2 separate regions of the Mus musculus genome follow, and region 1 is linked to region 2. A link is a loop called in an ENCODE intact Hi-C map of the cell type or tissue named here. Cell type or tissue: left cerebral cortex. All regions are shown on one strand. Each heading gives the region's core, and the rest is flanking DNA. Links, peaks and the distances in the headings are about the cores only.

The links. Hi-C counts contacts between places; a loop is a spot of excess contacts. Peaks named below come from ENCODE experiments on the same cell type or tissue, not always from the same donor. Only the 100,000 strongest peaks of a DNase experiment are listed, where the experiment ranks them.
Region 1: a loop joins it to region 2, with 4 times the contacts of the local background. A loop is called at or near these places in 12 of 42 quality-filtered maps.

Annotation. Positions count from the first base shown.
Region 1 is chr17:35,240,257-35,243,156 of GRCm38, reverse strand. It overlaps Ddx39b (DEAD box helicase 39b), which reads right to left and starts at 1,411. Exons shown (of 11, transcript NM_019693.3): 1 at 1,305-1,411; 2 at 1-44. It overlaps LOC115488830 (a small nucleolar RNA gene), which reads right to left and starts at 479; the gene lies at 403-479. In left cerebral cortex, for the core only: CTCF peaks have their summits at 531 and 1,486; DNase peaks (open chromatin) are centred at 444, 1,109, 1,463 and 1,654; H3K4me3 peaks cover 2,149 bases; H3K27ac peaks cover 2,500 bases.
Region 2 is chr17:34,999,603-35,002,502 of GRCm38, reverse strand. D17H6S56E-5 (DNA segment, Chr 17, human D6S56E 5) reads left to right here and starts at 1,757. Exons shown (of 2, transcript NM_033075.3): 1 at 1,757-2,336. The coding sequence starts at 2,330. Vars (valyl-tRNA synthetase) reads right to left here and starts at 1,596. Exons shown (of 30, transcript NM_011690.3): 1 at 1,271-1,596; 2 at 673-1,091. The coding sequence starts at 1,059. In left cerebral cortex, for the core only: no CTCF peak of the experiment used is centred there; DNase peaks (open chromatin) are centred at 460, 866, 1,503 and 1,570; H3K4me3 peaks cover 2,072 bases; H3K27ac peaks cover 1,201 bases.

The sequences.
Region 1 (2,900 bases), core at 109-2,608, 240 kb before region 2:
TTGAAGAACAGCAAGGGGAAAGACACCAGTTTCCGACAGAAGAGCTGGGAGAGGGGACAACAAAAAAACCGGAAAAACTCATCAGTCACGAATGGACTCGTCACTTCTCGTCGATCCCTACACCCGTCCTATTCTTCCCTAAACTGTGAAACCTTTGTCCCGAAAGAAGAGTTAACAAAGAGACTCATGACATAAGAAACGGGAACACCAGACGGGAGAGACAGAGTGGGCTCCACCGCTAACCAGACTTTGTAACACACACTTCGACAGGCAGGAGCCAACTGGGAGACCGCAGTAAAATGAGCGTGACTAACGACTCACACGAGGGTTGAGACACAAAGGACAAGGGAAGACAGAGACTGCGCTTTCTCCTGCCACCTCACGGTGGTGATCCCCAACGTCAGCCATCAGTCAAGGGTGATAGATAAGGGTCAGCACTGCGCAGAGCGCTCACTTCCCAAATGCAAACATCATGTGGCTGCCGCTATTCTCTTGCTCAGAAACCCCCGAGTGGCCGTCCCAGCGGCGCACACCTGGACCGGGGAACAGAAGCAGGAAGGAGGGTGGTGCGGGGCGGAGGGTGGGAAGTGTATGAATGGCTCCATTTCAAGAAAAAAAAAATTTTTTTGTTTTGAAAAAGATGGGTGTGTGCAGTTCAATGGCAGTGCTTGCTTAGTAACGCGAGAGGCCGCAAGGTTCGGCTCAGCGCTGCCAAAGTTAATTTTAAAAGTCGCACTAAGGAATTAAGGTCACAGCTGAGAACGATGCAGGATTAAGAGTGTGAGCCGGGTGGCCTTAGAAAGGAACGCCTTGCAGTGCTCTCGGAAAAGCTTCCCCAGAAGTGCGCGACACCATCGGCCACGCACAGAGGCAGCCATTCACAGAGAGCTCCAAATAAGGCAGCGAAAGCGGGGTCAAAGGGCTGGACGGGCCCCGGAGCGAGATCTTCCCATCCCTGGGCGAGCAAGAAAAGGCCCGGAGGGGAGATGCGAGGGGCCCCGCCCTCCTCCTGGCGCCGCCTCCGGCCGCCGCGGCCCCGGGTGGGCAGAGGACCCACTGGAACACCCAGGAAGCGCGGAGACACAATGGCGGCCGAGGCCACCATTTTGGATCGTTCCCCCCTTGTCTCCCAGCTCCCCGCCAAGATCTGCTCTCAGAAAGGGGTGAAGACAACAGAACTGGACGCCCGCCTGCGCGCCGGCGGCCACGGCGCCGGCCCGGCACCGGGTATCAGGGACCCGCGCGGCGGGGCGAGCCGCGGGAGAAGCAGATGGCGGTGGATGGTGCACAGGGCCAAAGCTTACCTAAGCACTGCGAGCGTGTATGGCGGCAGCAACGGGGACGGAGGCGGGAAGCTGCCTTCACTTCCGGTTCCAGGCTCGCCCCGGCCTCCCGCCTTCCCGGCCGCCAGGGCGCACGCGCAAGGAGCCGGAAGCAGGCTTTCGCCGCGCGCGCTCCGCGGCTGGCTTTGCAGAACGCCCACTTGAAATGAAGCTTCAGACGACGCCTCCTCCGGTCGCCAGTAGCAAGAGCGCGACAGGAAACTCACGTCTTCCCCCGCAGAGCTCTCCATTTTGTTCTTCTACGCTTATGCAACACCCTCCGACGGTCGGCTCTACTTTAGTTTTGTTTGCCACGCCAGGCTTCTCCCTGGGCACCTCTCTGTGGGCATGGAGGACTCCGCGATCGAATGAGAAGCGTTTCTCACGGGGTCCTTAGCCTCGTAGTCAAGGTGACCCGAGAGCGGCTAACTCGGGCCTCTGCTGGAGGGGAGGGGGACACGTGACCACGCCCATTACAGTCGTGCAGAGAATAGGCAGGATTTACCCAAAATTATATCGAAAGATGGAGGCTTACATTCTGTCTAGGTGCTAAATAAATGGTGGGGTTTGAGGTTATGCACCTTTCCATAATTCTTGCTAACTAGAGCAGCAGAATAATCTCAGTTCCATTATTCAGCCTGGACATCCCCCTCCCCCCATGTGGTATTCCCTTTGAGATGTTACATATAGCAGAAGTGTTGTCCTGTTGCCTTGCTACATAAACACAAGCTCGGGCTTTCCCTATTAAGGACACTTAATATTAATACAAAGTAACACTAAGTATCAGTGTTGCCAACCAGCTGGCTGTGTCCTGCTCAACGCATAAGCTCTCTGGGCTGGGGCTTGGTAGCTTTTGATCCCTCCGCATTTGGCAGCCCTAAGCAGCAGGCCGGCGGGTTTTGTATAAATCAGAGAGGAGTGGGAATTCCTCGGCCCTGGTAACTTATTACGAACTGTAGCTCCAGAAAGTGCGGTACCTGGGCCTTTAGCTTTGAAGCGTTTCCAGGAACTCTCCTAGTGACCTAGTTGGCGGGCTCTTAGCCACTGTCTTCCTGTTACTGGACCTAATGTGACATTGTGGAGGGTAGCATAGTAAGGTTTGTCCCAGCTGACCCAAGTGAGCCAAACTTTCTGCTTTACAGCCAGCAAAGGGTGTTTGCACCAAACACAGCAAACAGCAAACTCGTGCAAATGAAGACTTGTGTTTGCACCAATCATAATATTGTCCCTTTGGCATCAGTGATAACACATCTTCCTGCTACTGGACTATGGGAAGTTCCACCCTCCACTGGGGGAGGAGAGAGAGGACAGAAACAATCCTGGCTGAGCCATTAGCTGTGTGGTTTCCTCAAAGACTTTATAGAAGATTCAAAATGGCCATGCTGACAGTCCTCGTTAAGGTAGCCAGGGCAGGAAGGGATTGTCTTAACAGCTGGCTGTGATTTTAACAATGCTTAAAACCTGGGCCACTGGGGCCACAGCAAGGTGAGTGCCCCTCATCTGTCTTGCCATTTTTTTCTTCCTTTCTCTGTTACTGAGTTTGAGCAGTTATATAGACTGGCCTCAAGCTCTCAATTC
Region 2 (2,900 bases), core at 101-2,600:
CCCACCAGACTGGCCTGTGGGTAAGCGTGTGGGGACGTTTTCTTAACTAATGATTATGTGGAGGGCCAGTCCATTGTAGGGGATACCACCCCTGGCAAAGCAGCCCTGGACGGTATAAAAGAGCAGGCTGAACAAGCTGTGGAAAGTGAGCCAGAAAGTATCGGTCCTGCACGGCCTCTTTTTGTTTCTGCTTCCAGTCACTGGTCTGACTTCCTTCAGTGATGGAGAGCTGTAACCTGAAACAATTCCTTTCTTTCCCAAGGCGCTTTTGGTCATGTTGTTTTAAACATGGCAACAGAAACCCAAAGACAGACTTGGGAATGCTTGGCACACCAGTGCGTTCGTTCCGAGCCATTCAGTTAGAGCGAGACCTAATTTAAAGACACACACACACACACACACACACACACACACACACTCCAAACGTAGTGAAAACAGCAAAACCACGCTCCACTCCCGGGCGCTCATGTATCACACCCCCGGAGGAAGGAAGAGATTTCATCATCTTGCATTCTCAGACATAGAAGACCAAGGCTCGAGAAAAAGTGTTCCCAAAGTTACTACACCAGGTGGCAGGCAGAGATGCGACCGCCTGACAACCGACTTTTTTCGTGGGATTCTTCCCAATCCTGTTTGTGTAGTCAGAATTTCTCCCTTTTTCTTCCCTCTCACCTGGGGATCCTGACCAGGACCTCGAAGTCCCAGGGCAGGCAGGGTCGCCCCGCAGGCAGCGGGTATGAGCTCCGTGTCAGCATAACTGACCCACTGCTGGACCAGGACAGCTGCCCGGCTGCCCCCGGGTCCCCCCAGGCCTGCAGGCCACAACAGCTGAGCTACAGCCGGGGCCCCCCACACCCACAGGCCGCCAGGTCCCTGCTCCAGGGCGGGCAGGCGAGGCGGAGGGAATGGAGTCCGGCTGCTCGGGGGAGGCTGCAAGCAGATGCGGGGGTGAGGGCCTCCCCACCCGGGACCGTCACCAGCTTCCCCGTATCGGGCAGCGATGAGGGCTCGGAGGCTGGGGAAGGCGTCGGGGTGAGGAGAGACGTAGAGGATGGACATGGCTGTGCAGGGTCCGAACGCGGTGCAGTGACCTGAGGAGAGACCCGGCAGATTGAGGAGGGGACCTGAGCACGTGCTGCAAGGTACGCAGGCGCCCGGCCGGACCCTAGGCCTGGCCGAGCAGCCGCCAGCAGCGCCTAGAGGAGGAGGCGGGACCCCGATCGCCCGCCCCCTCGGGTTGGAGAGGGGAGGCCGCGCCGCGTGTACGTACTGAAGGCGGCGATCACACTCGGCCGGCTACGGCCGCGGCCCCACAGGGCGGCCGGGGTGGAGGTGGCGGGCAGCGGAGGCAGCTCTCCCGCTGCGGGAGAACGCGGCCGGGACAGCGGCACCCACGTGTCCCCCCCTTTGTGACAGCGCACGTTTCCGGACTCGGGTCCTCGCAGGGCTGCCGGGCCCCGCCTGTGCGTGCGCGATCCCGAGGGTCCGTGCGCGGCCCACCGCTGCCGGACGGGTCAAGCAGGGGCCAGAGTGGCTCGTGCAGCACGGAGACGGGAACCCGCGTGCCGGGACGAGCCTGGGTCTGGGTCAGGCGCCGCCGCGGGCAGCCCGTGGCCCTCGGGTCAGGCGCCGCCGCGGGCAGCCCGGGGTCTTCGTGTCTAGAGCGCGGGAAAACGAAAGCCCTAGTGTCTGGAGTGCGTGCTTGGTCCCAGGTTTCCGCCTTTTGCAGGGCGAGCTGCAGAATCTCGGGCTGCTCCAAGTGAAAGACCCCACCATAAGGCTTAGCAAGTTAGCTGCAGTAACGCCATTTTGCAAGGCATGATAAAGTACCAGAGCTGAGTTCTCAAAAGTTACAAGGAAGTTTAGTTAAAGAATAAGGCTGAATAATACCGGGACAGGGGCCAAACAGGATATCTGTGGTCAAGCACCTGGGCCCCGGCTCAGGGCCAAGAACAGATGGTACTCAGATAAAGCGAAACCAGCAACAGTTTCTGGAAAGTCCCACCTCAGTTTCAGGTTCCCCAAATGACCGGGAAATACCCCAAGCCTTATTTAAACTAACCAATCAGCTCGCTTCTCGCTTCTGTACCCGCGCTTTTTGCCCCCCAGCCCTAGCCCTATAAGAAGGGTAAGTACTCCACACTCGGCGCGCCAGTCATCCGATAGACTGAGTCGCCCGGGTACCCGTGTTCCCAATAAAGCCTTTTGCTGTTGCATCCGAATCGTGGCCTCGCTGATCCTTGGGAGGGTCTCCTCAGAGTGATTGACTACCCAGCTTGGGGGTCTTTCACAAGCAGTGCCTGGCTGCTGGGAGCTGTTGCTGTAGGGAATGAAAGGTTGGTAATTCCCTGGCGTTGGTAAATGCACCGTGCGTTCCGCGTCTCTTGCTTGTATTTATCTTATGCTTTTAGAAAGCGTACTGATGGGGTGTGCTCAAGGCCATGTCAGGCTTTTGGTAACGGAGTGCACCGCCAGTTCGCGGAAGATCCTCGGATCTAACCCAGGTAAAACAGGAAAGGGGCTCTAGGTGCTGAGCGCTCACTGCCTGACATGGAGTCACGTGAAGGAAGGGCAGGGGACCCAAAGGCAGAAGCACTCCAGCTGGTCTACTAAAGCTCAAACCTAGAGGGAAAACATAAGTTCGCAGTGCTTTTGAGAGGCCACTGCTAGCCTGGCAGTGGTGGCGCATGCCTTTAATCCCAGCACTTATGAGTGTGAGGCAGAGGCAGGCGGATTTCTTGAGTTCGAGGACAGCCAGAGCTACACAGAGAAACCCTGTCTCGAAAAACCAAGAAAAAAAGAAGAAGAAAAGAAAGGGGGGTTGGGGGAGAAAGGCCTGTTGGGATAATCTCTTGTGTACTGTGTAAAGTTGTCTTTGTATTATTCAAAAGTACACGGAG